Linked DNA regions of Homo sapiens: region 1 is linked to region 2. Evidence: read pairs that join two places in POLR2A ChIA-PET (ENCODE). Cell type or tissue: A673. All regions are shown on one strand. Links, peaks and the distances in the headings refer to the core of each region. The heading gives the core; the rest is flanking DNA. Region 1 has its middle 13 kb from the start of ATOH8. Region 2 overlaps SFTPB (surfactant protein B).

The links. Peaks named below come from ENCODE experiments on the same cell type or tissue, not always from the same donor. Only the 100,000 strongest peaks of a DNase experiment are listed, where the experiment ranks them.
Region 1: POLR2A ChIA-PET joins it to region 2 with 11 read pairs; 8 of 35 experiments call an interaction of 5 or more read pairs at or near these places.

Annotation. Positions count from the first base shown.
Region 1 is chr2:85,733,949-85,748,937 of GRCh38, forward strand. No RefSeq gene overlaps it. Among named protein-coding and RNA genes, the nearest start is that of ATOH8, 13 kb to the right of the region's middle. In A673, for the core only: no CTCF peak of the experiment used is centred there; DNase peaks (open chromatin) are centred at 8,723 and 10,963; H3K27ac peaks cover 2,895 bases.
Region 2 is chr2:85,645,490-85,660,478 of GRCh38, forward strand. SFTPB (surfactant protein B) reads right to left here. Exons shown (of 11, transcript NM_000542.5): 11 at 11,825-14,193. USP39 (ubiquitin specific peptidase 39) reads left to right here. Exons shown (of 13, transcript NM_006590.4): 12 at 2,441-2,527; 13 at 3,272-3,794. The coding sequence ends at 3,319. Among named protein-coding and RNA genes, the nearest start is that of SFTPB, 15 kb to the right of the region's middle. In A673, for the core only: no CTCF peak of the experiment used is centred there; no DNase peak of the experiment used is centred there.

The sequences.
Region 1 (14,989 bases), core at 3,852-11,851, 88 kb after region 2:
GCGAGTGAATCCTCTTTGGCTTCTCTTCTCCTGCCACCATCTCCCACCCCAGGCAAAGTCTGTATCTGAGGCTGAAGAAGAAAGAGTTAGACCTGGCCAGCTCCTAGCAGGCTGGCGTCAGCTTCCTGACATCTAAGAGCATCCCCTTCTGGGGAAGCCAGAGGGCACAGCCAGATGGTCTGTAGCCCAGGGAAGAATCCAGTTCCAGGCACCACAGCGGTCACTGCAGAATCATGAGACAGGAGCTGGACACCGGGCATTGGGCCACAGGACAGGCTGCCTGAGGTTGGCACCCTGCTGGCTCTCTGCCTCCTCCCTGGGTGCAGGCTATCCTCAGAGCACAGAGCTGGACACAGCGGGAGGCTCCCCTGGGTAGGAGCAAATCCCCAGCAGGCCAGGGCCTTTGGGACAGGGACACATTCACAGGGACCAGGGAGCAGGAAGGCTCTCTGCACTCTTGGTGTCTGTGCCCATCACCTGCCATTTTGGAAGAAGCTAGTGGGTTGGAGAGAAGAGAGAAGGGGAAGGCGAGGGGCTTTGGGGATTGGGAGAAAAAAAAAGGAGTGGGAGGAAGGAGGAAAAAGAGAAAAGAGAATAATATAAAGAAGAGAGAGGAGGAGAAAGAAAAGGAGGAGAGGGGAGAGAAAGGGCTGGGCTACAGGTAACACAGACCCCAACATAACAGTGGCTCAAACAAAGAAGATGTAAGTTTCACTTAGATAACAATCATAAGTAGGAGGTCCAGGGCTGCTGCGGGAGCCCAGGAACCTTCTCCTTCCATTATTTTCAGGGTGTCAGCCTCATCGTCATGATCAAACATGCCCACCCCCAAACACAACAGTCTATTTCAAGCAGCAGGGTAGAGGAAGGGCACTGTACCCCACTTTATGGCCCAGCGCAGGAGCTGACACACCCCTTCCCCTGCCTCTCAATGGCCAGAATACACTCCCCATAGCTGCCCCCAACTGCAGGGGAGACTGGGAAATGCAGCCTTGGTTTTGAGCATCCACGTGTCCAGAATAAAAATCTCAATGCAAAAGGAGACAATAGATATTGGGGCCGAGGAAAGTATAGAGGAAGAGAAGCTCTTGGAAGGAGAAGAGGGAACAGGAAGGGAAGTGGGGTAGGCTCTCTGGAGTAGTTTGCGCCCTTGCCAGACCTGACCCCCAGCATGCCTGGCCCCCACTCCTGGGTGACTGGGTCTGAGGGGTCTATCATAAACAAGTTCCTTGAGGGCCAGAAGCCCTTCCCTTTCCCCAGAGATCAATGAACCTGCCACTGGGTGCCAGACCTGAAGTGGCTCTGGATTCCTTTGTGAAGGTCTCTGGAAAAAGATCTGCATCTAACAAAAGGAAAGAAGACAAAGTGCAGGGTTCTACTTTCCTACTTAGCCAAGAAGAGGCTCCAGACAGCCTTGTGATCCTGAAGAAGGACGTGATAAGTCATATTGAGTCATATTCTGCAGGATGCCAGGAAGGAACTTGTCTGGTTTTCTTCAAGGTATATAAAGGAACATAAAACTATCTTGATATGTGGGACTACCTCACATATCAATTAGTTTGCACTGGGCCACCCATAACAGAAAACCCAATTAGAACGTTCAGTAAGAGCATTTGTTATTGCTCAAAACAAGAAGTGCAGAGGAGGGCAGTTCCAGGATCAGTCAACCCAACAGCTCCATGATGTCTGGGCTCTGTCTCCATCTCCTAGGAATTCTCATAGTTTTTCCTTTGGGTTGTTATGTGGCAGCCTGACCTACAAGCATTATGTCCTTCTAAAATTGCTTTCAAAGGAAGTATTCTCCCCACCACTGTCATTTAATCTGGAAGGAAAACCTTTTCCAGAACCTCTCCACCAGAATTCCCCTTATCTTGGCCAAACTGTGTCACAATTGCTGGTAAGAGCAAATGAGATTACCCCTTCCCATGGGAGGGATTGTTTAGGACAATCCTGATTCATGATGGGGGAGCCACCTTCTCTGAGCACACTGCAGCTGGATCATGAACAAAGACAAATTCTGTTATCAAAATCATAGGAAGCAATGATTGTTGGTTTGGCCAAGAGCAGACATTAACAATCAATCTTAACTCTCTCATACAGTCATTACAAATCAAGCAAAGTTGGCACATGAGATAAAGCATATGTATTATCTCAGTCTTAGATAATGGGAAGTAAGGAAGCCGTAATTCAAGGCATCTTTAGTGACCCAGTTATCGTGTCATTGTCTCATGGAGTGCTTTTAAATTTGTCTGCAGACAGGGTGCGGTGTCTCACACCTGTAATCCCGACACTTTGGGAGGCTGAGGCAGGAGGATCACTTGAGGCCAAGAGTTTGAGACCAGCTTGGATAACACAGCAAGACACTATCTCTACAAAAAAAAAAAAAAAAAAAAATTAAAATAGCTGGGCATGGTGGTGTATGCCTGTGGTCCCTGCTACTTGGGAGGCTGAGGTGGGGGCATCACTTGAGCCCAGGAGTTTGAGGCTGCAGTGAGCTATGATCACGCCACTGCACTCCAGCTTGGGCAACAGAACAAGACTCTGTCTCTATAAACAAAAAATAAATAACATTTTTAAAAATTAAAAAAATATGTCCACAAATTCTTTGACATTCCTCCCTACAAAAGGTGGCAGCTAATTCCCCTCCTCTTGAATATGGGCTGGACTAGTGATTCATTTCTAAGGAATAGAAAGTAGCAGAATGATACTGTATGAGTTTTGAGACTATGTCCTAAAAGGCAGGATAGCTTTCACCCTGCTCTTTCTTGGACCACTTGCTGTGAGGGAGGCCAGCCACCATGCCATGAGGAAGCTCCAGCAGTCCTATGAAAAGACCACATGAGGAGGAACTGAGATCTCAGTTCCTGGCAACAGCCATGTGAAGGAGCCATTTGGAAGTGGATTTCCAGCCCCAGGCAAGCCTTCTGATGACTGTAGCACTGGCTGACATCTTGACTGCAACCCCATGAGACACCCCGCGCCAGAACCCCCAGCTAAACCACTTGCAAATTCCCTTCCCACAGAAACTCCCCACAGATGATAAATGTTTGTTGTTTGGAGCCACCAAATTTTGGGGTAATTTGTGCAGCCAGAGCTCACACTGTCACTAGGGTGAGGCAAATGGCACAACATCTAAGGAGATGCTCCCTTTCAGGGCTATGACAGTTCAGGGTCCACACATGACCCTGAGACGGAATGTCTTCTTAAATTCTGTTCCCTAGGCTCCTCGCTTGCCTCAGCCCCGCCCCAACCCTGTGTCTAGCAGCAGATATACCTCCACGGCCTTTTTCCCTCTTCTGAACATTCTCCAGCTTATGTTGGGAATCCACGCAGTTCATTTTTTTCCTCTTTCTCCTCTTGAGACAGAGTCTTGCTCTGCTGCCCAAGCTGGAGTGTTGTGGTGGAATTACGGCTCAGTGTAGCCTTGACCTCCTGAGCTCAAGGGATCCTCCCACCTCAGCCTCCTGAGTAGCTGGGACTACAGGTGTGTGCCACCATGCTCAGCTAATTTATTTTATTTTATTTTATTTTATTTTACTTTTTGTAGAGACAGCATCTTGCTATGTTGCCCAGGCTGGTTTTGAACCCCCAGGCTGGAGCAATCCTCCTGGCTCCCAAAGTGCTGGGATTACAGGCATGAGCCACTGCGCCCGGCTTTCATGTAGTTCTGAAGAAATTGGCTTCGGAACTGCATGGTTCTGGTTCCAAGGTGGAGCATGTGACTACGCCAGTCAGCACATTCCATTACCCTTTGGTCAGAGTGATTGGATCAGTGTGGCATGTGGCCCAGTCCTGTCCAATCAGAGTAGGTGGTGTCAGGCTTTATTGCTAGCAACATGGGGACAAATATGAACCCACTTTTCTGATGTTAGCAAGATAAGTGAAACTGTGCAGACTTCTGGCAGCCTTTTTGGGACCTCCAAGGGGAGCCAGTTCAGGGATAAAACTGATATCAGGAAACAGGGAAACTGGGTCCTTGGTGACATTGTTCAGCTGTTAGATTAACCTGAAGCCAGCCTCATCTCTGGACTTTTCAGCCCAGCAAGGTAAAAATTTCCCTTTTAAAATTTAAACCAGTGTGAGTCTGGTTTTCTGCTACAGGCAAAGGAAAGCACAAATGTGATGTTAAACACACGGAGGAGACCCCACATCAGTCACTCCCGCAGATGCTGCCAAGGATCCAGCTGCTCCACACTGTGCCGAGTGCATATCCAGATGTTCTGTCAAAGTGCTCTTGTTTCAGCCAGATGTTTAGTATCTTGTAGATGGAAGGTTAACTTGATTTAGTGCTTAAATGCAAACATCCTTCCCTCTCTCTCACCCACTCCCTAGGCCTGGTATCTGCCCACTCATAGCCCCTGCCATGTGGCTGTGCCCCATCCACATCCTGGGGCAGGCGCTATGTGTTGTATCTTGTAATAGCACCCCCTCGCTTGTCCTCATCCTCTCTAGCCATTTGGGCCAGGGATTGGGATCCAGCCCAGAGGGCCAGTCTAGAAGCAATAACCGATGTGTAGCTTGGCATGAAGAGATGCGCTGGGGCAGTCAGTCTTTCTTTGTCTCTCTGAGGTAAGAGATCTTGAAGAATGAGGCAGTTACAGGTAAAGCCACAAAGCAGAGATAGGCCCTAGAAGAACGTCAGGCAAGTGGAAGTGACGTGGAAGCAGAGATGAGGAGCAGGTGATGGCTACAAGGAAAGAAGAGCTATCCTAGAGTCCGGGGAAAGAATGAGAAGAGGATGGAGCAGATTCAGAGGGAAGCAGACTCCCGGAGAGAGGGGATGAGCCACTGAGAAGGAGATAGAGAGCAATCAGACAGGGCAGGCTAGGTTCTGCTGTGGAAACAACCCCAAATATCAGGGGCTAAGCCCAACAAGAGTTTCTTCTTGACCACGCATGACCTGTCCATCACAGGTCAGCAGGGAAGGCTCCGTGCACCATAGTCACATGGGAACGTAGGCTGATAGAGGCTGATGCGTGCTTCCACAGTTGCAGAGGCAGGTGAAGGAAGTTTAGCCAATTGTACACTGGCCCTTAAGGCTTCTGTCTAGAGTGACACATGCCCCTTCTGCTTACAATTCATTGACTAAAGCAAATCTCATGGCTGTGCCTAATTTTAAAGATGGAAGAGTCGTGCAATGCTACTGTCTGTGTGGAAAGAGGAGAAACAGGAATATCTGTGACCAGCTTTATTGACTGCCACAGAGTAGGGAGCTGGTCCCTAGAGCTGCCTCAGATCCCACAGGCTAAAATTTCATGTGGCCCTGCCATCCTGTGATCCTGGTTTATACTTACACAATGTTCCTCTTACCCCACACATGCTTCACAGTGCCCACCATCCTCCACGTACATTTGTGTATTTCTTGCAGCTTAAGACATCCCTCCCTAGACTTCTTCCTTCTTTTGAATGCTCCTTTCCCAACTGGGGGCTCCCTCCTTCAAACGGTCTAATGCGGCACAAATTCCTTTGTGTCTTTGTTTTGCAGCAAGGTGGGAGGATCTACAAACCCTTTTACTGGGGAATATCAGAGAAGACTGCCAGAAATTCTACTTGTACACATAAAGACCTTGTAGGTTCCCCTGGCAGACACTGTTAATAATACAAATCTATATGGTATTCTAGTGCTCACTATTTGCTAAGCACTGTGCTAAGAACTTTGAATTATCTCATTTAAAATACTTTTGGCTGGGTGCAGTGGCTCATGCTTGTAATCCCAGCACTTTGGAATGCAGAGGTAGGAGGATCGCTTGAGACCAGGAGTTTGAGACCAGCCTGGGCAATATAGCAAGACCCCCATCTCTAAAAAAAATTAAAATATTAGCCAGGCGTGGTGGTGTGCACCTGTAGTCCCAGCTACTTGGGAGGCTGCAGTGGGAGGACCACTTGAGCTCACTAGTTGGAGGTTGCAGTGAGCTGTGATTGTGGCACTGTACTAGAGCCTGGGTGACAGAATGATACCCTAACTCTAAAAGAAGAAAAATAAAATAAAATCCTTAAAACCTCACTTTGCAGATGAAGAAGCTACGGCATAGAGAGGTAAGCAACTCTCTCGGTGCACCTCATATTCCAGTACACACCCAAGAGAGATGGTGGGCTTTTGGGGCTGATGGACCAGCCCTGGAGACTGAGGTTAATCTCTGGGGAGGGAAGTAAAAGGAAGGAGGCCGCTTCAGGTGGGCAGAGCTTACCTCCAAGGAAGAGACAACCTGGGATCCAGGAGAAACACACTTAATGGGGCAGAGTGTGGTGTCCTTCAGATGCACTTGGCCCAGACTCAAGTTATTCGAGAAGATTGAGAAACAAAAAGAAAAGAAGCTGTCTCTGGTTGAGCACGTATAGTGCCCAAACTGTGGTCTCTAAGTATCTTTTCTCACTGAAGGGAACCAAGGCTTCTTGGAGAATTGCCTGTTTCCAGGTCTGGGGCAACAAATACACAAGATGAGCCCAGAACATCCTGAACCAGAAAGCGAGAAAGTGACCAAACACCACGAGGGGCATGTCAAAAGGACTCAGGTGCCAACTTGAAGGAGCTCCCACTGGATAAAATGGGATTATTTGTGCATCCCAAAACAAACCAAAACAAACATACAAAAATCCTGCAATGAGCTGAAACACATCAAATATTGTAAAATCCAAGAATTCAAAATGACAACAAAAAAGAACCAAGTCACTATTCTGAGAACTGATCAATTAAGGAAACACGTTTTTTTAAAAACTGTCTTTGGGGCCTCCCAGATACACAGCGAATTTGAGGGTTAGTTGGAAGGCACCCCATGTTCTCTCCAAGATTCTTTTACTGGCTTTCTCCAGGCCTGAATTTCCACCATTAGAGACTCATTTCTTTGGGTTTACAAAGTTTCGGAATCAAAGTCAAAATACCCTTGGGAAAGGTTTGTTGACTACTGTCCTTGAAGATCGTGGTAAAGGGAAAGTGGAAAGTCCTGTGGTTCCTAGGGTCTGGATAGATAGTGCTACAGCCAGAGAAGAGGAGCCAGGAAGGTCAAAGGATTTGGCAACATCAGCTCGGGCAGGGATTCTTCAACCTGAATGTGCAGGAGAATCCCATGGCTGGCCATCTAAAGTTCAGCTCCTCAGTGGCCCAATCACATGGGTTCTGATCCAGCAGGTAGAAAGAATGGAAGAAAGGTACATTTTATTACATACTCCAGGTGATTAGGACACAGGCGGTCCTGCCATCGCCCTCTGGGGGACACTGGATCTTCCTTCTTGGACTGTGTACCTTCCTGCTCCAGAGCCCCTGACCATCAAGCTGAGCACCGACAGCCACTGCAGACTCCATCAGGCCCTCTCTCTGGGATCTCTTCGGTACTGCCAGCTCCCTTAAAGGTGCCAGGCTCTTCCCTGTATGGAGAAGCTGGCACCATAGAGAAGCGACCCAGCCACACAGGTCCTGGTGCCAGCTCTGAGCTGCCTGCTCTCGTCCTGTCTCACGGCTTCCCAAGCTGACGGACCTGCCTGGCTTCTCATGTGACTGCCCACTCACTCCTGGCCTGATGCTTGACAACACGTCTGGGACTCTCCTGGGCCAAGGACCCTACATCTCAGCCCAGGTCCCGCATGCTCTCTCAGTCCTGGGATCCCTGTCTCCTTTCCCATGCCACCTCCCAGCATCCTTGTTCCTGGGCAGGAGGTGCTTTGCAGCCCTGCTCCTCAGCTCTGTGACCCAGCCAGATTGGTGGCCAACTGCCCTCACTCTGGGGTCAGCTAACCACCTCTCTGTCCTCCTCCTCACCCTGCCACCTCACCTAGTCCCTTCCACCTCCATGGACTTCCCCTGGGGCCTCCCTCCCCACATCACAACCCTCCTTTGCTGAGATGAGCCCCACATCCCATGAGCTCATCCTTTCTTAGCAATGCTCCTCGGACCACCTCTTCCCCATGGACTGAGCCCCAGCTGGGGGCTGACCTTCGGCATCAAACGCCTGGCCCTTGACTCACAGCTCCCCTGTTCTGACACCCGGCCTTTGCCTGACCCCATGGGCAGGCCTGGGCGCCAGCCTTGCCCCCCCTGGCTGGCCCGTCCCCCTGCCGCCTGAGCCTGGGTTATGACATCTTTCCACTGAGCAGCTCTTATTTTGAGAAGGCAAACACGGCGGCGCCCACAGGCATGTGCACACGCCAGCACACGCACACACATACCCTGTCCATCCCCGGACTCCTCGCGCACTGGGGTTAAAATGTGGCTGGCCATGTTTATTTTTCTTCCTCTAATTTCCCCTTTGGAACAAACAACAGTCCTGTAACCCCGATCACCCTCCCCTTTCAGATCTGTGGTCTCCCACCACCCTTCTCCCGGGTCCTCCCCTCGCAGCTGTGAATGAGAACAGAGTAAGTCTTTTAGCGGGAGGCAGCAGCCTGAATGAATTGATCACAGCCTCAAAGCCAGCAGGATGGGGGGATGGTGAGCATGTGTGTTTGCTTCTTAAACGCTATTTGTACACCCTGAAGCTTCTATTTTTCCATGTGACTTGGAGCAAATGCCTTCCCCCAGCCCTCCATCCTTTTAAAATTTATTTCATTTCATTTTTGGTCCAATGCATTTTGTTTTCTGTTTTCTACAAGGGAGCCCGAATCAGGGCCTCAGAAAAACAAGGCCGAGCTGCCAACTGGAAATGTTTGCTCTGGGGGCGAGTTCGGAGGCTGGCGTCAGGCGGGGCAAGATCCGTGCCAGTGGAATGTGATTTGGGGAGGAAGCTGCAGGTCACTCAATCGCTGGCAGCCAGCCCGGGAGCAACTGGATGCTTTCTGGGCTGTGTGTGTGTGTGTGTGTGTGTGTGTGTGTGTGTGTGTGTGTGTATGTAGAGTTTTTTCCCTCATGCAAACAGAGCTCTGGAGACATGGAGACAGAAGCATTAGGAACAAATGAGACAGGGGGTTGGAAAATCAGGGGATCTGGGGGAATAAGGTGGGCTGGGGCGGGGAGAGGGTGCCAGGAGCTTGAGCAGCCATGTTATTCAGCATGTGCTGTGTGTTCAGCTCTGAGCTGGGAGCCTGCAGGAGCAAGGAGGGCTGCAAACCACATCAGCCCCCAGTGATCTGTGGGTTCTTTGGAGAAACAAGGCTTTCAGTATAGAACACTGGCAGGTGAGCCTGGAAGTTCCCAAGAGCGGAGTGTGTTCCTCTGGGCTGAGTGTGTCCAGGGAAGGCTTCCTGAAGGAGGTGTGGTAGGATCAGAGCCCTGAAGCATGTATGGTACTGCACTGAGAGGAGAGGAGAGACGTTCAAGGTGCAGTTATTAGCTGCCATCTGCCAAGCCCTGTGCTCAGCCCTTTACATTGATAATCTCCCTTTAATCCTCACAACAACCCTATGAGGGCCAGTAATCTTTCTATCCTAGCTTTGCAAACAAGGAAACTGAGGCCCGGTGAGATCAAGGAACTCAGCCAAACTCCCAGCTTGTAGGTGGTGAGCCAAGGGTCAATTCGGGACCATCCTTGTCCAAAGCCTGGGCTCTGTCCACCACCGCTGAGGGCCACTTTTCACTTAGCCGAGTTCCTTGTGGAAGGGCTTGTTTTCCCTGCCCCACTCAAAAGAGGATTGTTGAATTCAAGATGGGGAATGTTGGGGACCTAAGATGCCAGGGTAGACTTCCAGGGGGCAGTGTGACAAACGCTCCGAAGCCAGAGAGATAAACTACCTTGTTTCCTTGTTCCCAGGAGGTAGTGGCTGGGCCCCTTGGCAGTCCCCCCAGGGTTCATATCAGGTCAGCCCTCTCCTGCAGCCTACCCCCCTTACCAATGACCCACGCCACCCTCACACTCCCCCACACACCCCCATCACATGTCAAGTTCTTTGCCACCCCAAAGTGAAGGTCCGCCCACTTCCAGGAGTCCTCAGAAGTTATCTGTGTTGTTCTGAGTCACGCACGAAACTCAGTGAACCAGACAGAATGGATTTTCCCCAGGCAGCCACCACAACCCTGGAGTTGGAATCAGGAGACCTGAGCCAACTGAGTGGGGGGCAATTGGTTAAAGTCAACAGTCTACCTCCTGTGTGATATCAAGTGAGCCATGTCCATTCTTGAGCCTCAGTTTCCTCAGTTTTAAAATGAGGAGTGGCCTGAATGGTTTTTGAGCTGTCACAGATGGAAGGAGAGGCTCTAAGGCAGTGGAACTATCTGCAGGTGTTGGAAGGGTCAGTCAGGAAGACTTTCTCGAGGTGTTCAGCCCACTGCAGAAGGATTCTCTGGCAGAGGAAGCAGGATCTGTCACGGGCTCAAAAGGGGAAAGGAAAGAAGCCAGGCTGGAAGGGCAGGAGGAGATGATGGTGAGGGAGGTAGAGTCCTGGCCAGGGTGGCTAGAACACCTTGACTCAAGCTTGTCTGGTAGTAATCAGACGGCCAGTGATCCATCTGATTAGAACAACTTTGTTGACCACTTGGGAGTTCTATTGTCTTGAGCTCAGATAGTTGGTTAGCCTCCCCCATGAACTCTTTTTGGCCAAACTGAGCACTAACGTTAGGTAGACACTGGCTTGGGGCTTACCTGGGCCTGATACATCACCTACATTGGTTGAACTGACCAGTCGATTCCACGAGACAACTAATTTTACCGATTATTTCCAGGAAACAGGCAGTTTATAGCATTAACTAAAATCAGCAGTTGTTCTGGCTTTTTGGAGACAGTCTTTGGATCTGACATCTTCAGTCCTCAGAGACATTCAGGCTACCTGCCACTGACCAACAGTAGTCAGATTCCTGAGAAGGCTGGGAAAAACCCTACCAACAACGGGCGTCAGGACTCAGTCTCTCTCATCAAAAAAAAAAAAAAAAAAAAAAAAAGGCAGGATCGAACTAGACCAGGAGTGGCAAACACATGGTGTGAATCCTGCCACTCCTTTTCTTTCATCCATGGCAGACATTGCTAATCAATTATAGCACTCATTCCCAAAGGGACCCAGATGCAGCCTCAGGATCCTTTTCAACACAGAGCTTCAGGCAGCCTCTACCAATCAATTAGATTTGGCATGCGTGATAAAAAGCATTTGTCCTCTGGACTAGATGATCTCCAAGCCTCCCTCCAGCTGTGCTGATCTAGAATTGCAACTGATTAGGCATCTTGAGGACTCAGCCTGGGGACCACCAGGTCTACAGCTGTCCCTGGGGCATCCAGGTCTGTGGGGCTGCCCTCGAGCTGGTGCCTTATTAATTTTCCTCACTGCTAATAAATGTGCATTGCGTCAGCTCTGTTCTGCCCCCTCATGTTCTCTGGCTGCTGCCATCAGTGGGGACTTTTTCAGAGAGCTGCAAAAATAGTTTTTTGTTGTTGTTGTTTGAGGAGCCTACACAGAAGCAGCAGCCAAGGCTTTTTTGCTTCCTTTCTTTTCTGAGGGAATGGGGAAATGCGGAGGGAAGACCTCACAATGAAGGAATGTGCTCCTTGGGGAACTGAAAGTTGTTTTCCTTAAAGAAGAAGAAGATGAAGAAGAAGTCAGCACACTCTAACTTCACATCTAGCCGCAAAGCACATCTGCAGGGATTGCTAACAGCTCCCAGGAGATCGCTGGCTCAAGCCAAGCCTGGTTAGGCTGTTGACAACTAGGTCCTGATGAGCAGAGCCCTAATGAGCAGCTTGCTCACTGTCTGCCCTCCCGGCTCATCCCTCGTTGATGTTCATTGGGCTCATCGAGGCCCTGGGAGACAGTTTTTCTTGCCTGCGATGGATGTTAGGCATGCAGGGGAGCTCACTTTCTCACGGGTGAATGTTTCACTTTTCCCCACTGCTGTGCTCTGGGGTTTTTAAGAGGCTTAAGACAAATCCTAAGACACTAGGGATGGGAAGAGCTTGAGATCTGTGGGTTCCAGCTCCCCCTCTCTTTTCTCCGTTTACAGATGAAGAGGCTGAGGCTTGCGGTGGGGCGGGAGGGGGAAGATAGAGGACAGGGGAGGCAGATGCCGAAGGGTACCGAGCTGGTCCTGGGAAGAGAATGCATCTCTCAACTTCCAGACCACTAAGTCAGAGGTGCAGAAAACTCAGAGAGTGTCCAGCCCAGAGCTTCTTGAACTTGAGTAACATATGCCCTCGTCCCAAAAGGAAACACATTGTCCCAGAACCCTAAGATCAGAATTATGCTCTTGTACTTTATGTTTTTAATTCTTATATAACTATAAGCCCAAAACAAATTAATAAATGAATACAAGCAAAACTACAAAGGTGATCAAAATTCACTTTAACAAACAGGTTAATATGATGAATAATATTGTTTTGCAGAAACAGAATCTCACAGGGCACAGGAGAGGAGCAGAGCACCAGCAGGGGACCCTAACCTTCTTCCTGCATCCATCAGAGCCTTCAGAATGAAGAATCTGGGGGACAGGAGGATGTCAGGGGGAGGGAAGAGGAGCAAGAGAAGGCAGGGACAAGTCAGATGCCAGGCAGAGGAAGCCGAGAGCCTGGAGACTTGGCTGCTCCAAGGCAGCGCACTTATCCTCTTGGGGCCGACCATGTTTCTTCCTTAGGCAGGGCTCCTTGAGGCTGAAATCATCCCTAACAGACCCTCAACGGTCAGGACAGTGTCATGTCACCTGCCAGTGGGAACCTCACTGGGCTCTGCCCACACCCAAGCACTGCTCCTACCTGCCACTTCCTGTCTCCTTCAAGTGGGGACACAGAACAAGCACACTGCACAAGTAAAGCATAGAGCATGTCATAAGGTGAAATGGCTGGTGGCTCCAGCTGGAAACGGGTGGTAAGGGGAGGCCTCAGTGACCAAGTGACATAATGGCAAAGGTTTGGAGGAGGAGAGGAAGCAAGCCATAGGCATTTCTCAGGGAGGTGGTCTGCCCGGCCAAATCCCACCATCTTTCCAGCCTGGTTTAAATGCCTCTTCTTCCAGGAAGTCCCCCAGAGCTGTTTGGCTACACTCTGAATTCCTACAGCTTTTTCCTTAGTGTCTATCACTTCGTACTGGTTCAGACTTGCATTATCTTTCCTACTGGACTCGGAGTTCCTTGAGGTGGGCACTGTGTCTCCTCTTACTAGAATGTCAGCTCCACAGGGTAGAGGTTTTGCTCTATTCACTGCTGCATAACCCCAGGCTTAGCAGGTGCTCTACAGAGGGTAGCGAAGGCTTATGGTGGATAAAGGAAGGGATGAGGATGGTCTCTTTGCAGGACGTGAGCTCTTGATGGCAGAAACCTCACCAAACTTATCTTTCTTCTTTTTTTTTTTTTTTTTTTTGAGATGGAGTCTCGCTCTGTCACCCAGGCTGGAGGACAATGACGTGATCTTGGCTCACTGCAACCTCCGCCTCCCAGGTTCAAGCGATTCTCCTGCCTCAGACTTCCAAGTAGCTGGGATTATAAGTGTGTGCCACCACAACTGGCTAACTTTTTGTATTTTTGGTAGAGACAGGGTTTCGCCATGTTGGCCAGGCTGGTCTCAGACTCCTGGCCTCAAGGGATCTACCTGCCTCAGCCTCTCAAAGTGCTGTGATTACAGGAGTGCGCCACCGTGCCCAGTCACCAAACTTATCTTTCTAACCAGCCCCATTACAGTGCCCGGCTCAGCTCGAGTTCTGTCCAGTGTAAGAATGACTGTTGACTTGAATCCATTGCTCCCAACTCAATTGATCAGGTTGGGGAACCCAATGCCAGAGAAAAGATTGTGGATTCAAGACAACCACAAGTTCTTGGCAGTCAGGGCAGCTGTGCCTTTGACATGACCAACTCTGTCTCTGGATCCACTGTTTTTTTCTGGTCAAAGCAGCTGACTAAATAGCTGAGCAGGTCTTGGTCCAAACAGAGGAGTGGACCTTCATTCACTCAGTAAGTACTTATTGAGTGTCTACTGTGTACTAGGGATTGTTCTAGCGGCTGGGATATAGCAGTAAACAAGGCAGGCAAAAATCCCTGACCTCATGGAACTGACCTTCTAGTGTATGGGAGACAGAAACCAAGCAACCAGTGATATCTATAGTATGGCAGATGATGGTAAATGCCATTGAAAATAAAGCAAGGAAGAGGTAGATAATACTGAAGGGGAAGGGTACAAACTTCATAGAGTGTGATTAGGGACAGCCTCACTGAGAAGGGGACATAGAAACACCAGAAAGGGGTGAGGAAGTGAACCCTGAGGCTACCCGAGCTAAGGGCATTTCAGGCACAGTAAACAGCCAATGCAAAGGCCCTGAGGTGGGAGCCTGCTGGGTAGGTTCAAGGAATGGCAGGGAGCCCTGTGTGGTGAGAGCAGAGTATATGGGCTAGGGCGGGGGATGAGGTTAGAGAGGAAATGGGGGACCAGATGTCAACTTTTGCTCCTACTCGAATGTTTCAGTTCTCTATTTCTGTATAAGAAACCACCCCAAAATGTAGTGGCTTAACACAACCATTTAATATTCTTTCTCATGTTTCTGTTAGTTGACTGGGTTCAGCCGGGTGGTTCTTTAGTGGGTTCCCCCATGGGGCTGCAGCCAGCTAGAGGCTGGGGCTGGAGGCACCCATAAGGTTCTGCTGAGAGCCTTCTTCACTCATATGTCTGGCACTGTGTTGCTTTCTATGTGGCCTCTCTCTTCAGCAGAACCCACCGGGGTTTCTCACTTAGCAACTAAAGGCTTCCAACTGGCCGGAAGCCTAAACAGCCAGTCTCCATAAAGCACAGCAGCACTTCTGCAGGGCTCCATTAGCCAGAGCAGTCACAGGCCAGCCCAGGTTCCCAGCAATGGAGGGACAGACTCCACCTCTCCATGCATGCAGGGAGGGAAGGAATTCATAGCAGCCACGAACATCCGAGCAAAAGAATTCAAGCGGAGGTTTTAAGCAGAGAAATGACATATGTCCTGCTTTAACAGGACACCTGGCCAATGGTGTGGAGATATGTCATGCCAGCCTCCTCCTGTTTTTTGTTGACAACCCTCGTGACCTTTTTCCCTCCCCACTCTCCCTTTCCACTCTGACCAAGAGTCAGGACTAAACCCTACCCCCTGGGCACTGCCCTCTGCACATGTGTTAAGAAGGTACACAGAGCATGTG
Region 2 (14,989 bases), core at 3,991-11,990:
GCCAGGCCAGTCTTGAACTCCTGACCTTGTGATCCACCCACCTCGGCCTCCCAAAGTGTTGGGATTACAGGCGTGAGCCACCGCGCCAACCGGGAGCTTTTTAAAATCCCAATGCCTGGCACCACACCAGGCCGGTTATAATAGTAGTTTTCAGCTGGGGCAGAGGCCAGGGATGTTGGTATATATTTTACAACACGAAGGACAGCCCGTGTTACAAAGAATTATCTGACCCTAAACATCAGTCAGCATTAAGGTTAAAGGCTCTCTGTTAGATTGTCTGGAGGTGGATGTCTTTTCTGTTTGATGTCTTTTCTATTTTTCAAGTTAATTGAGATGGGGTTGTGCTATGATGCTCATGCTGGTCTCAAGCAATCCTCCCGCCTCAGCTTCTGAAACTGCTGGGATTACAGGTATGAGCCACCATGCCTGGCTGGCATTTGATGTTTTGAAGTTCCCTGAGAGACCCTGATATGCAGCCAAGGTTGAGAACCTCTGCCCTAGACTAGAGCCTTACCATCCAAAGTGGGATGCATCCTTGGACCAATAACATCAGCATCAGTCTTGTTAGAAATCAGCTTGTTAGAAATGCAGACTCTCAGTCCCCTCAAACCTACCACATCAGAACCTGGATTTTAACGTGACCCTCTGATTTGTAAGAAATTAAAGTTTGCGAAGCACTGGTTTAGAGGCTCCCTTTCATCTTAAAAATGTTGTGGATTTGTCTCAAGTTGAAAACAGATAAAACATGTACTTGAGATATATTTGATATCACATAGATTATTAGCATAAATTGTTCTCATTTGATTAGCCTCTTCTGGAACTGTGGGTTTAATCTTAACTAGCTTCTGTTTATCAAGTGCTTTATTGTGGTTAGGCAGTACGCCAGTTACTTAATGTACATTAATCTCATTTCTTTCATTAAAACACACCTCCAAGACAGATGTCAGTATCATCTTTTTTACAGAGGAGGAGACCTAGGCTCAGAGTTTCAGTAATTGACCTCAAGTCAGTAGAATTAGGATTTGACCCAGGTACTCTGCTTCAAAGCCCATGTTCTTAACTCGTCCTTGAAGCAGGAATGGGAACTTACTTATGTGATCCTGAGCTTTCCTTATGTTTCCTATATTCTCAACTATTGTAATATCCAGAGGATCTGGAATATTTATATTCTACAATAATGGTCTTTGGTATTTCTTAGAACTTTGGTTGGATAAGACAGGTGGGCGGCCAGAGGTGCCTCTGCCTTAATCTAGAAACATTTTTTCCTTGTTCATGGAAGCATGAAGTGAGATACGTTTTGCTGTATTTGTAGCACTGGTTTCTTAGGCCAAAGGAATCAGGTTAGTGTGATAGACAGTGTCCACCAAGGACACCTTTTCTTGATGACCTGTTGCTTTTTTTTTTTTTTTTTTTTTTAAGACAGAGTCTCACCCTATCACCCAGGATGGAATGCAGTGGCATGATCTTGGCTCACTGCAACCTCCACCTCCTGGGTTCAAGTGATTCTCCTGCCTCAGCCTCCCAAGTAGCTGGGACCTACAGGCACCTGCCACCAGGCCTGGCTAATTTTTGTATTTTTGGTAGAGACGGGGTTTTACTGTGTTGGCCAGGCTGGTCTCAAACTCCTTACCTCAAGTGATCTGCCCACCTCGGCCTCCCAAAATGCTGGGATTACAGGCGTAAGCCCCTGTGCCCAGCCAGGAATGTCCATATTTAGGTTCTCTCAGTGGTTGACACTGTGTACCTCATAAGTGAGAATGTCTAGTCTGTCATTTCTGAGCAGGAAGGAGACATCATAGGTGATGATTAGATGGCTTCCTCTTTTCTCATCTTTAGTGTCCACTAAATTCCTTTTAAAAAGATGTACAGAAGTGTTTCAGACTCCATTGTACTTCAAGGGGCCAGGCGCAGTGGCTCATACCCATAATCCTAGCACTTTAGGAGGCTGAGGCGGGAGGATCTTTTGAGACCAGGAGTTAGCCTGGGCAACACAGTGGGACCCCATTGCTATTAAAAAAAAAATTAGCCAGTTTTAGTGGCACACACCTGTAGTTCCAGCTACCTGGGAGGCTGAGGGGAGGATCGCTTGAATCCAGAGGGTCAAGGCTGCAGTGAGCTGTGATTACACCACTGTAGTCCAGCCTGGGTGACAGAGTGAGACCCTGTCTCAAAAAAAAAAAAAAACAAAAAAACAACAAACAAAAAACAGTGCTTTAAAAAAATTCCCAACAGGAATTGAGTTTGCCATGATTGACACACCAAAAGTCCTATTAATTGAATCATGGCCAGAAGAAGTCATGTACCCTCTTCTTTATGACTGTTGCTGGATGATGTCTAGTGGCTGTTCTTCTAATTTTTCTAGTCTTGGCTATGATCCTTTCCTTCTACACCCTTTTGGTTTTAGAGAGCAGACTAACCCAGCTCTTCATACTTTCTGCAGGGGACAGGCAAATGGTATGAATTACAAGACCTCCAGGTGACTGACATCCTTCCCCAGATGATCACACTGTCAGAGGCTTACATTCAGGTGGGTTGGCCACAGGCTTAGTGAGCCACAAATAGGTGGCGTATGGGGCCAGTGAGAGGAGTGGGCCAAGGCAGGAAGAGGGATAGAGTTAGGACCTTGGTTGGAGGGCCAGGTACCTATTGGGAAGTACTTAGTAGTGAGTTGGGGGCAGAATGTATGGCCCTGAAAGTCAAGCAGAGATTTTCAGAAAAGAAGTATAAGGAAGTGTAGAAAATGTATGAGTGAGCAAAGAAAGTTGCGATTATGGCCAGGTTAGTTTTGCAGAAGTGTGCGGTCTGGTTTCGAGGAGGAAGAACCTAGACTCATCAGGGAGGCTGGCTAGAAGTCGACCACGAAGTGCTCCCCAGAGCCCCAGGCAGCTTTGTGACCCCACAGCGCTTTCTACTTGACGTTTGTTTTAGTGCCGGCCATATCGCTTTGCCTGTCTGTCCTCTCCATTGGATTGACCCATGGAGCACAGAGCATCTCTGTCTTCTCTTTATGTAACTGCCCTAGTACCTGGCAAAAGAAGGAAGATTGAGACAAAAGCCATAGCTTTGTAAGAAGAAAGTGATACCTCTCCTTCTAGAGATAACTTTTTTCTCCTCAGTGGCTGTAGCCACTGTAGCAGATTTCCAAATGGGGTATAGCAGATTTGTAAATGGGGTGACAAGTTGTCCATGGCCTGGCACAGAATAGGTATTTGATAAGTGTCTGTTGACTGAATGCCTCCTAGACTTCAGTTTGTGTTTTCATTTCTTACAGATTTGGAAGAGGCGAGATAATGATGAAACCAACCAGCAGGGGGCTTGAAGGAGGCGTCTAGGGCTTTGCTCCCAAGGGCTGTGGCTGATGATGGTAAATAAGAACACAGAAGCTGTAGCTGAACACAGGCTGGCTGGTGGGCTTCCTAGGCCAGCCCAGCTTGTATGGGTTCTGGCTACACCAGAGCACCAAGAGCCCACTTGCCTGGGATGGCCCCACACTGTCACTCAGCTGTTCTTTGATCATTTTTTTCTAGATTGATGCTCCTTTCTCCCATGCATTGAGCTCCCATCTAGCTTCAGCAGGGCAGAACCCTTCTCCAGATGTGTGTAACTTATGTCTTGAGTATCTGGGAGTAGTTGAAGAACAGATAATTCCTTCCAAACATCAAGCCTTGGGATTCTTGGAGCAAGCAGAAAGCCAGTAACTTCGCTCTGTTAGAGGTGGAGGATTTTCCTATGGTTCCCCCCATTTCCTGATTTGTATTTTTAGATGGATTAAATAGTCTCCTGTTTTTAAACCAGCCTCTTGTTTTATATCTTTTCCTTTGGTGGTTGGCTGAGGAAAATATTTTCCTTTTTAATCTTCACAAACTCTCTACCCTACAGTCTGACATCTGGTGCACATCACGCTCGCCCTTTCCTGTCAGCTTGTGGGTGGTGTGTCAGTTAGGATGCATTTGTTTCTAAGTAAAAAAATACCTGAGTCAAGGGGATACATTATTATTGTGCTTAACTAGAGGGCCAGAGGTGGGCAGTTTCCAGCTGCAGTGCAGGAATGAGTAAGGGAAGAGGAAAAAAAGGAAATAGGAAGCGCTTCTCACTACAGTGCAATTCTGAGGTGGTCTCAGCCAGTCCAGTGTGGAGCCCCAGGGCAAAGATTCCGTCAGACAATTCAGCAGAAATGGCTCCCATCAAGCTCAGTCGTGGGCTCTAGCAGCCTAGAAGAAGGGTGGCCTTGGCATGAGCACTGTGGCAGGTCCAAAGATATGGGAAGCAGCTGGAGGCAGCCAGTCAGCCCCAGCAAGTTCTGTTGAATGGAGACAGGAGCCCCGCACTCCTGTGGTGCCACCCTTTACCTGGTCACAACCTTGTCCTCACTTTCCTCTACCTCTCTGGAAGCTCCAGTATTTCCTTAGGAGGCTTATCTCTTCTATCCAGCCATTAAATTTGGGTTTTCTCAAGATTCAGTCCTAGCGTCACTCTTCTTGCTGTTTACTTTTTCCCTAGGCCATTTCAGCTATGCATTTTTATGGAAATGACTCATAAACACATCTTAATCCCAGATTTTTCTAAACTCTTGAACTTCGCTCTGTTGCCCAGGCTGGAATGCAGTGGCACAATCTTGGCTCACTGCAACCTCCACCTCCCAGGGTCAAGTGATTTCCGGCTAATTTTTTTATTTTATTTTATTTTATTTATTTTATTTTATTTTTTAATTTTAATTTTTATTTTAGAGATGGAGTCTTGCTCTGTCGCCCAGGCTAGAGTGCAGTGGCATGATCTCAGCTCACTGCAACCTCTGCCTCCTGGGTTCAAGTGATTCTCCTGCCTCAGCCTCCTGAATAGCTGGGATTATAGGCGACCACCACCGTGCCCAGCTAATTTTTGTATTTTTAGTAGAGACGGGGTTTCATCATGTTGGCCAGGCTGGTCTCGAACTCCTGACCTCAAGTGATCCACCCGCCTCGGCCTCCCAAAGTGTTGGGATTACAGGCGTGAGCCATGGTGCCCAGCCCTATTTTTGGGTGTTTTAAAGTAAACTCAAACTTAACATTGTTTAGAACTGAGCTTGCCAGGTGTGGTGGCTCCTGCCTGTAATCCTAACACTTCGGGAGGCTGAGGTGGAAGAATTGTTTGTGGCCAGGAGTTCAAGACCAGCCTGGCCAACATAGCAAGACCCTATTAGCCGGGCATGGTGGTGTGTGCCTGTAGTTCCACCTATCTGGGAGGCTGAGGCAGGAAGGTCCTTTGAGCGCAGGATTTGAGGCTGCAGTGAACCATGATTGCACCACTGCACTCCAGCCTGGGCAACAGAGCAAGACCTTGTCATTACAAAAAAGAAAAAAAATTGAGCTTGTGAGTTTCCCTTTTTTTTTTTTTGAGATGGAGTCTCACTCTTGTCCAGGCTGGAGTGCAGTGGTGTGATCTCAGCTCACTGCCGACCTCTGCCTCTCAGGCTCGAGTGATTCTCCTGCCACAGCCTTCCGAGTAGGTGGGACTACAGGTGTGCGCCCCACACCCGGCTAATTTTTGTATTTTTAGTAGAGATGGGGTTTCACCATGTTGGTCAGGCTGGTCTTGAACTCCTGACCTCAGGTGATCTGCTGACCTTGGCCTCCCAAAGTGTTGGGATTACAGGCATGAGCCACTGTGCCCTGCCATGAGTTTCTCTTTCAAACTTGGCTATTTTTGAGGTGAAGATTACACTATCCAGTTAGAGAAATTCATGTATAATAATCTGTTCAGGGAAAGTTTAATTTCAATAATTATTAACTACAACGGGTTTGTAGAAACGGGATTAGTTAGTAACAAGTAAAGTAAAGAATGTAGGAATAACAGATACAAAGAGCTGCCACTAGTTCTGGGGCTGACAGTGTCCAAAGCTGAGATCCAGACCTTGCTAAAAATATGCCCTCTGAACCTCGTTAAAAATCTGCTTTGTAGTGTACTCAGGAAAGCCATTCACAGGTGTCTCCCTGGAGGCCTCTGCTATAAAACTGTCCAGGGAGGAGAGTGCCAGGTGGAGCTACTGGGTGCCTGTGCTGCTCAAATGTATATGTGGTCTCCAAAAGCCAAGAAAAACCTATCAAACATTGTGCGTGCGTGCGTGCGTGTGTGTGTGTGTGGTGGTATGAGGTACAGCCACCTGTCTTGGAGAGGATATTTTGACATAACTCTATACTGTTGACTTCCGAGAAATGTCTCTGAGGTGGCAGGCCCCTGAATTGTTTGTTTGTTTGTTTGTTTTGTTTTTTTCTGAGAACGGAGTCTCGCTCTGTCGCCCAGGCTGGAGTGCAGTGGTGCGATCTCGGCTCACTGCAAGCTCCACCTCCCGGGTTCACGCCATTCTCCTGCCTCAGCCTCCTGAGTAGCTGGGACTACAGGCGCCTGCTACCACGCCTGGCTATTTTTTTGTATTTTTAGTAGAGACGGGGGTTCACCGTGTTATCCAGGATGGTCTCAATCTCCTGACCTCGTGATCCGCCCGCCTTGGCCTCCCAAAGTGCTGGGATTACAGGCGTGAGCCACCGTGCCTGGTTCCCTGACTTGTTTTTGGGTTTAACTCCCAACTTCTTATTTATGTCTTACTAAGGCATCTAAAGCGCTTGGTACTTTCTGCTCATCAGATCCAACAGCATAGTGTCATCACTGTAGTGGACTAGTGTGATATTTTGTGGATTGTCAAGATGATCAAGATCTCTGTGAACTGTATTATGCTAGAGAGCAGAACTGACATAGTCCTGAGGTAACACTGTGAAGGTATACTGTTGGCCCTGCCAGGTAAAAGCAAACTACTTCTGGTGATCCTTATAAATTGGTATGGAGAAATACCAATTTGATTCTAACTTGGTAGCTCCATACCAAGTGCCAAGAGCTGTTGTGTATGAGTAAAGATGCTACATCTGGCCCCAGGCGTGGTAGCTTACAGATGTAATCCCAGCAGTTTGGGAAGCCAAGGCAGGAGGATTGCTTGAGCCCAGGAGTTCAAGACCAGCCTGGGCAACAAAGTGAGACCCCATCCCTCAAAAAAAAAAAATTAGCCAGGAGTGGTGGCATGCACCTGTGGTCCCAGCTACATGGGAGGCAGGAGGATCACTTGAGTCAAGGCTGCAGTGAGCTGAGTTTGAGCTCTGGGTGACAGAGCAAGACAGTCTCAAAAAAAAAAAAAAAAAAAGATACATCTGGGACAGCAGCTTCAGCTGGAGTCACTCTGATTAAGTTTACGATAGTCCACGGTCGTTCTCCAAGATCCATCAGACTTCTGTACTGGCCCTTTGCCACTATCATTTTAGTTTAAGCTATTGCCAGTTTCTGTTTGCAGTGCTCTCAATAGGTCTCTCCACATTTCTTTGCCTCCTACCCCCAGTTTATCCATGCTTTAGTCAGAGTAATCTTTTAAAACACAAACCTGAGTCATTTCTCCCCCATACTCTGATCTCATGCTTAAAGACACTTCACTGGCTCTTAGGATAGCAAGTGAAATCCTCAGCTGCTAGCCTAATTTATCAGGAAGTTTCTACTTTTTTTTTTTTTTTTTTTTTTTTTTTTTTGAGACAGGGTCTGGCACTGTCGCCCAGGCTGGAGTGTAGTGGCATGATCTTGGCTCACTGCAATCTCCGCCTCCTGGGCTCAAGCCATCCTCCCACCTCAGCCTCCTGAGTAGCTGGGCCCACAGGCTTGCACCACTACACTGGGCTAATTGTTTTGATTTTTTTTGTAGTGGTGGTGTTTCACCATGTTGCCCAGGCTGGCCTCAAACTTCTGAGCTCAAGTGATCTGCCCGCCTCGGCCTCCTAAAGTACTGGGATTACAGGCATGAGCCACCACGCCTGGCCCCTGCTTGTTCTTGAGCCTAGGCTCGCTGAGCTTCATTCTATTGCTCAGATGTACCACATGACATGAGGCCTCTGTACTATCTGCTTCCTCTGTGAGGGATGCTCGTTCTTTCCCTTTTAATTCTTTCTCCTCCATGACCTCTCATACCCTTAATACCCTGTGTATCTCTAATTGATAGCCCTTATTGCACCTGAAAAATTTGTTTTTTCTGTGATTCTTTGATTAAGGCCTATTTTTCCAACTAAACTCTCAAGTTCCAAAGGATAGATAGAAACTTTTGTGCCCAGCCCTTGGGAAATGCTTGGCACTTAGAAGTCAATCACCCATTTATTTATTTATTTATTTTTTTGAGACGGACGGAGTTTTGCTCTTATTGCCCAGGCTGGAGTGCAATGGCATGATCTCAGCTCACCGCAACCCCTGCCTCCTGGGTTCAAGCAATTCTGCCTCAGCTTCCTGGGTAGCTGGGATTACAGGCATGCGCCACCACGTCCGGCTAATTTTGTATTTTTAGTAGAGACGGGGTTTCTCCATGTTGGTCAGGCTGGTCTTGAACTCTAGACCTCAGGTGTTCTGCCCGCCTCGGCCTCCCAAAGTGCTGGGATTACAGGCATGAGCCACCGTGCCCGGCCAATCACCCATATTTTTTGAGTAAATGCTTTAGTACTTAGCCTGTGTTCTCTGTGTTGTCCTTTTGCACAAATGATTTTGTCTCTTTATACCCTTCCAAGATGGTGAAAATAGGAATTATCACTTAAAAGTTTAGGGACTATTTCTTGGAGCTGACCGTCATATCCTGTGTGATCTTGAGGTCCTTTGTGGGTGACACATGGCTTGCTTCCACCACGGCTGTCTGGGTTGGGGGCCTGGCCTGCATGTCTTCAAAGCTGATCCCAGCATGCCCTTCCTCTTTTGGAGACCTCAAGGTCTGGCCAGAGTTTGAACCACACATGGGGAAGAAGTGAAATTCAATTCATGTTTTCTTAGCATGACCCCACAGCCAGAAATCACGAGAAAAAGATAGATGTGGAAAAAATACTCCAGATATATGATAGAGAAAAATTTGCAATGTATAGGACAGTAAATAAATGAATATACCTAGTTTATTTTTACTCGTAAAACAATAAGAAAAAGAAACCTAAACAGAAAATTGGGCAAAAAACCCAAGTAGGCATTTCACAAAAGATGAAATATAAATGGCCAATAAACATGTGAAAAGGTGTTTATTTGGTAACTAAAGAAATGCAAATTAGAACGACCATGAGACATCATTTAAAAATATTTTGGATTAGCAGAAAAAAAAAAAAGGAACCAAACCAAACCAAAACAAAACAAAACAAATATTTTGGATAGGCCAGATGCAGTGGCTCACACCTGTAATCCCAGCACTTTGGGAGGCCAAGACTGGTGGATCATCTGAGGTCAGGAGTTTGAGGCCAGCCTGGACAACATGGTGAAACCCCGTCTCTACTAAAAATGCAAAAATTAGCCAGGCATGGTAGCACGTTCCTGTAATCTCAGCTACTCCGGAGGCTGAGGCAAGAGAATTGCTTGAACCTGGGAGGCAGAGGCTGCAGTGAGCCGAGATTGTGCCACTGCCCTCCAGCCTGTATATATAAATATATATATATATTTTTGGATTAGCAAAGTTTGAAAGATTGTTAATACCCCAGTTTGGTGAGAGTGGAAAGAGGCACTTGTTTTCTTTTGGGATAGAAGTTGGTACGGCTGGCACAGAGGCCCAGATTGATAATCCAGCCTCTGTTAAAAGTAAAGGTGTCCCCCAAATTTCATGTCTTGGAATTGATTCTAAGAAGACAGACAAACAAAGATGTAAGTGCGAGGATTTTTATTTTTTGCAAATCGTTGATAATAGTTGCTTAAAAAAGAAAGGGCCGGCCGTGCGCGGTGGCTCACGCCTGTAATCCCAGCACTTTGGGAGGCTGAGGCGGGTGGATCACGAGTTCAGGAGATCAAGACCATCTTGGCTAACACAGTGAAACCCCGTGTCTAGTAAAAATACAAAAAAAAAAAAAAAAAAAAATTAGCTGGGCGTGGTGGCGGGCTCCTGTAGTCCCAGCTACTCAGGAGGCTGAGGCAGGAGAATGGCATGAACCTGGGATGCGGAGCTTGCAGTGAGCTGAGATCACGCCACTGCAATCCAGCCTGGATGACAGAGTGAGACTCTTGTCTCAAAAAAAAAAAAAAAAAAAAGTAAGGGCCAGCCATGGTATCTGACGCCTGTAGTCCCAGCACTTAGGGAGGCAGAGGCAGGAGGATTGCTTAAACCCCAGAGTGATCGCACCACTGCACTCTAGCCTGGGAGACAGAGCTGTCATGTGGCAATTAGCAATAATAGTAGATACTTACATTTATTGACCTGAAAAGGTTATTGTTAAATGAACAGTGCAGGTTACAAAGCAGCATGTATAGGATGTTTCCATTTTGTAGATCTGCTGTATCTGTTTTTGTATATGTGCACAGAAAGCTTTGGAATTATAGATAATAACATGTTAATAATGATTATGTCGTGGATTTAAAATTTCAGTTATTCATTAGGGGGACATAATGTAATTATCTTTATTTCTCTATAACTGAACTCATTTTGGCTCATGAGCCCTCAAAACATATTATTTCCATTTCGGAGTAACTCATTCCCTTCTTAATACTCAGCCTCTCTTGGCTGACTAACCACTGAATCCTCTTTCCCCTTTCCCTGGGAATGATTTACAGATTGCCCTGCGGTGAGGAGAGGCACTGGGGACTAAGCATTCCCTGGCCATCCAGGTCTCTCTGGAGTGTCTCTCGTCTTGCCTGATCATCATCTTCTTGTGCCATCACTGCTACACATCTGATTTCTGCTCATCTCAAGATCCACTAAATCTGTCACAGATTCATCCCCAACCGTGGGCTCTTACGGGTGCACCATCTTGTCCAGAGCCAATTCTGACTGCCTCTCGGTCTGTGGGTTGAGGTTGCTCTTCTGCAACCACATCACACTGGGAACACTCTGTGAGGCAGACCTCAGGCCAGCTGCCTAGCTCCATCCCTCAGGCTAGCGTCCTCACCCTTTCTGATGTCCTGTGAGAGGCAGGCTTCTCTTAGAAGCCCACACCCTGGAAAGTGAAGAATAAGTCCCCTCCTCTTGGGCTATAATCCCTCCTGGGACTTCTCTTCCCCCAACTTCCTAAGGGCAGAGGTGCAGGATGTTGGACACTTCTCAGGGACCCTAGGAGTCTCAAGTGTAGCCACTTCCTGCCAATTCTGTCCTCCTACCAGCTAGTCAACTCTTTTTTAAAATTATTTATTTATTTGTTTTTGAAATAGGATCTCTCTGTGTCACCCAGGGTGGAGTGCAGTGGCATCATCACGGCTCACTGCAGCCTTGACCTGGATTCAGGCGATCCTCCCACCTCAGCCTCCTGAATAGCTGGGACCACAGACACACACCACCATGGCCAGCTAATGTTTGTATCTTTTTTTTTTTTCTTTTAGACAGAGTTTTGCTCTTGTTGCCCAGGCTGGAGTGCAGTGGCGCAATCCTGGCTCACTGCAGCCTCTGCCTCCTGGGTTCAAGCAATTCTCCTGTCTCAGCCTTCCAAGTAGCTGGGATAACAGGCATGCACTACCACATCCAGCTAATTTTGTATTTTTTTTAGTAGATATGTGGTTTCACCATGTTAGGCTGGTCTGGAACTCCTAACCTCAAGTGATCCACCCACCTCAGCCTCCAAAAGTGCTAGGATTACAGGTGTGAGCCACCATGCCCAGCCAAATTTTTATATTTTTTATAGAGATGGTGTTTTGCCACGTTGCCCAGTCTGGTCTTGAACTCCTGGGCTCAAGTGATTCACTCACCTCAGCCTCCCAAAGTCTGCCAATTCTTGACCTCCTTTTGAATGAAGCCGCCTTTTTCATTATCAGGCACTCATTCCCACTCATATTTTTGGGATAAACTATTAATGCCTCCAGTTCTTCAAACATTGGCTCTTCATTGTCTCAATCAAACTTTTTTGTTTTTATTTTTTTAAATTTAAAACACCCTTTTCTCTCAGAGAGTTGGATTTTGTAATGGAAACAATGGCTTTAAGGACAGTAGTTAGCTATAGATTTACAAATGTCTACTTAAAATCCAGGAGCCAATGAATTGTGTGTCTCATCCCCAGGCCCAAGAGCAGGCTGCATAGACAGCTCTTTCTGGCGCTTGAACGGTGGAGGTGTGGAGCCAGAGGCTGTGGGGAGAAGATGGAAAAAGCCCCAAGCTCAGTGTCAAAACACACACCCTGCCGTAGCTCTCTCCTGGGCTAGGTGGGATTGTGGGTGTCACATGCTTCCCTGTGAAGAGACTACCAAACAGGCTTTGTGTGAACAATAAAGCTTTTTAATCACCTGGGTGCAGGTGGGCTGAGTCCAAAAAGAGTCAGCAAAGGGTGGTGGGATTATCATTAGTTCTTGTAGGTTTGGGATAGGCGGTGGAGTTAGGAGCAATTTTTTGTGGGCAGGGGGTGGATCTTACAAAGCACATTCTCAATGGCGGAGAGAATATTACAAAATACCTTCTTAAGGGTGCGGGGGTGCGGGCGTGGGGTGGGTGGGGAGAATATTACAAAGCACCTTCTCAAGGGTGGGGAAGGTGTATTGTCACAAGGTCAATTGATCAGTTAGGGTGGGGCAGGAACAAATCACAATGGTGGAATGTCATCAGTTAAGGCAGGAACTGGCTATTTTCACTTCTTTTGTGGATCTTCAGTTGCTTCAGGCCATCTGGGTGTATACGTGCAGGGCACAGGGGATATGATGGCTTAGCTTGGGCTCAGAGGCCTGACAGTGGGTAATTTCCACTCTCTTTGTCTGTAGTTTCTGAATTTCTTACAAGAAACATGTATAAGAAATATGACAAAAGTTATTTTATAAATAAAGGGACACTTCCAGGCATTTCAGTCTTTAAGAAAAGCTAAGGCTTGTTTGGCTTTTTGTTTATTTTTAGGTTTTTGGTGTCCTCATGACCTAACCTCATCCCAGTGAGTAGAGACTGGGAGGGGAGAGCAGCAGCTGGAGGGCAGGCTGGGAGCGCTTGTGAGGGAGAGGAGCTATGGACGTCTGCTTCTCTGCCAAGGGAGAGAGTGAGGTAGGCCTGGGCCCGCTGACTTCAGGGTGAGGCCACAGCTACTGCAGCGCTTTTTATTTATTTATTTATTTACTGAGATGGAGTCTTGCTCTGTCACCCAGGCTGGAGTGCAGTGGTGCAATCTCGGCTCACTGCAACCTCTGCCTCCTGGGCTGCAGTGATTCTCCTGCGTTCAAGTAATTCTCCTGCCTCGGCCTTCTGAGTAGTTGGGATTACAGGCATATGCCACCACACTTGGCTAATTTTTTGTATTTTTAGTAGAAATGGGGTTTCACCATGTTGGCGAGGCTGGTCTCGAACTCCTGACCTCAAGGATCCTCCTGCCTCGGCCTCCTAAGGTGCTGGGATTGCAGGTGTGAGCCACCACGTCTGGCCATACTGCAGCACTTTAAAGGACGGTGTCTTTTTCTTTCTCATAAAAGAGAATAGGACTTTATTAGCATTGGTGCAGACATTGTATTACACAGGAATGGGTCCCTAGCTTGCACAACCCCAGCTGAGCTTTCAGCAGATAAATCACAGCAGAAATAGAATCACCCTAGGACTTTCAATCAAAAGCTGGAAGTCCACCTTACAGAAAGACAAAAAGAAACCCCTTTTTATATCTTAACAAAGCAATAGCTCTCAAGCAGCAGAGCATCTCGAGGAAGAAAGCTTGCCCGGTCGCCATCCCATCATGCCAGAGCGTGCAGTGTCCACCCTTGACTACGCTGGGGAATTGCTGATTTTTTGAAAAAGCTTAACTTAACAATTTCTGATGTCTATCTTTTAGAGTTCTGTATGTTCCCATTTTTTATTCTTCTGAATTTTGAATTGCAAGTAGCTGTAAAATCCAATCTTTGAGTGCATGGGGGTGGGTGTGAGGCGGGGCTCAGCTTCAACCCCCTGTCCTGTAAAGCAGTGGCTGGTTTTTCCTGAGCCCAGCCCTGGGAGGTCGTGGTAGGTGTGGAGGCTGCAGAGCTCCTCCAGATGCTGCCCTCGCTGTGCCTCACACCAGAGAGGATGGAAGTGGGCTCTGGTGTCAGACTGTGGTTGAGCTGAGACAGACAAGGCCGACACAGGGCTGGGGGCCCGTGGTCCACCAGTGGAAGTGACTGCCGAGGAAGGGCGGTGAGGAGGGCGGTGTGGGAGCTGAGGCTTCTTTTCAGCCTGGCAGCTGGCGAGGGCCAGGGAGCAGGGGAAGAGCCTGGTCACCATGGTCCCAGAGCCCGTCTCACTTGGCTTTTCCTTTGCAGCTGAGGAGGATGAGGGCCAGAGAGGGACTGTGTGTATGTCCTGCCTGGGGACCCACAGCCAGGTGATAGCAGAGGTGGTTTGAAGCCCAGGCCTCCCACGCCAACCCACTGGTCTTGCTGTTTCAGCAGGGAAGGCCGGGAGCCCTAGGAGCTGGGGAAAGGCGACTGCCCGGGTCCTGGGTGACTCCCCACCCCCAGATCCCCAGCTGTCATCACTGGGGCAAGGACACATTAAACTGGTCCCTGTGGGTCAGGTCTGAGTGGGGGAGGACCTCCCCTCCCCACTGCCTCCCACAGGGGCTTGTGATGCAGGGTTTCAGGAACAGGGCTGGCTTCCCCGCCTCAGATGGAAGAAGTGGACTTGGCTGTGAGCTCCAGGAGGGCAGGGCTCAGCCATAGCCCCTACCCTAGGATGTGGCCTGGCCACAGGCACCCACTACTTTTTTTTTTTTTTTTTTGAGACGGAGTCTCACTCTGTCACCCAGGCTGGAGTGCAGAGGCGCAATCTTGGCTCGCTGCAATCTCCGCCTCCCAGGTTCAAGCAATTCTCCTCCTCAGCCTCCCAAGTAGCTGGGATTACAGGTGTGTGCCACCACATCTGGCTAATTTTTTTTTTTTTTTTTTTTTTTTTTAGTAGATACGGGGTTTCATCATGTTGGTAAGGCTGGTCTTGAACTCCTGACCTCAAGTGATCCACTCGCCTCGGTCTCCCAAAGTGCTGGGATTACAGGTGTGAGCCACTGCGCCCAGCAAAGAAATACCTTTTTTTTTTTTTTTTTTTTCCTGAGACAGAGTT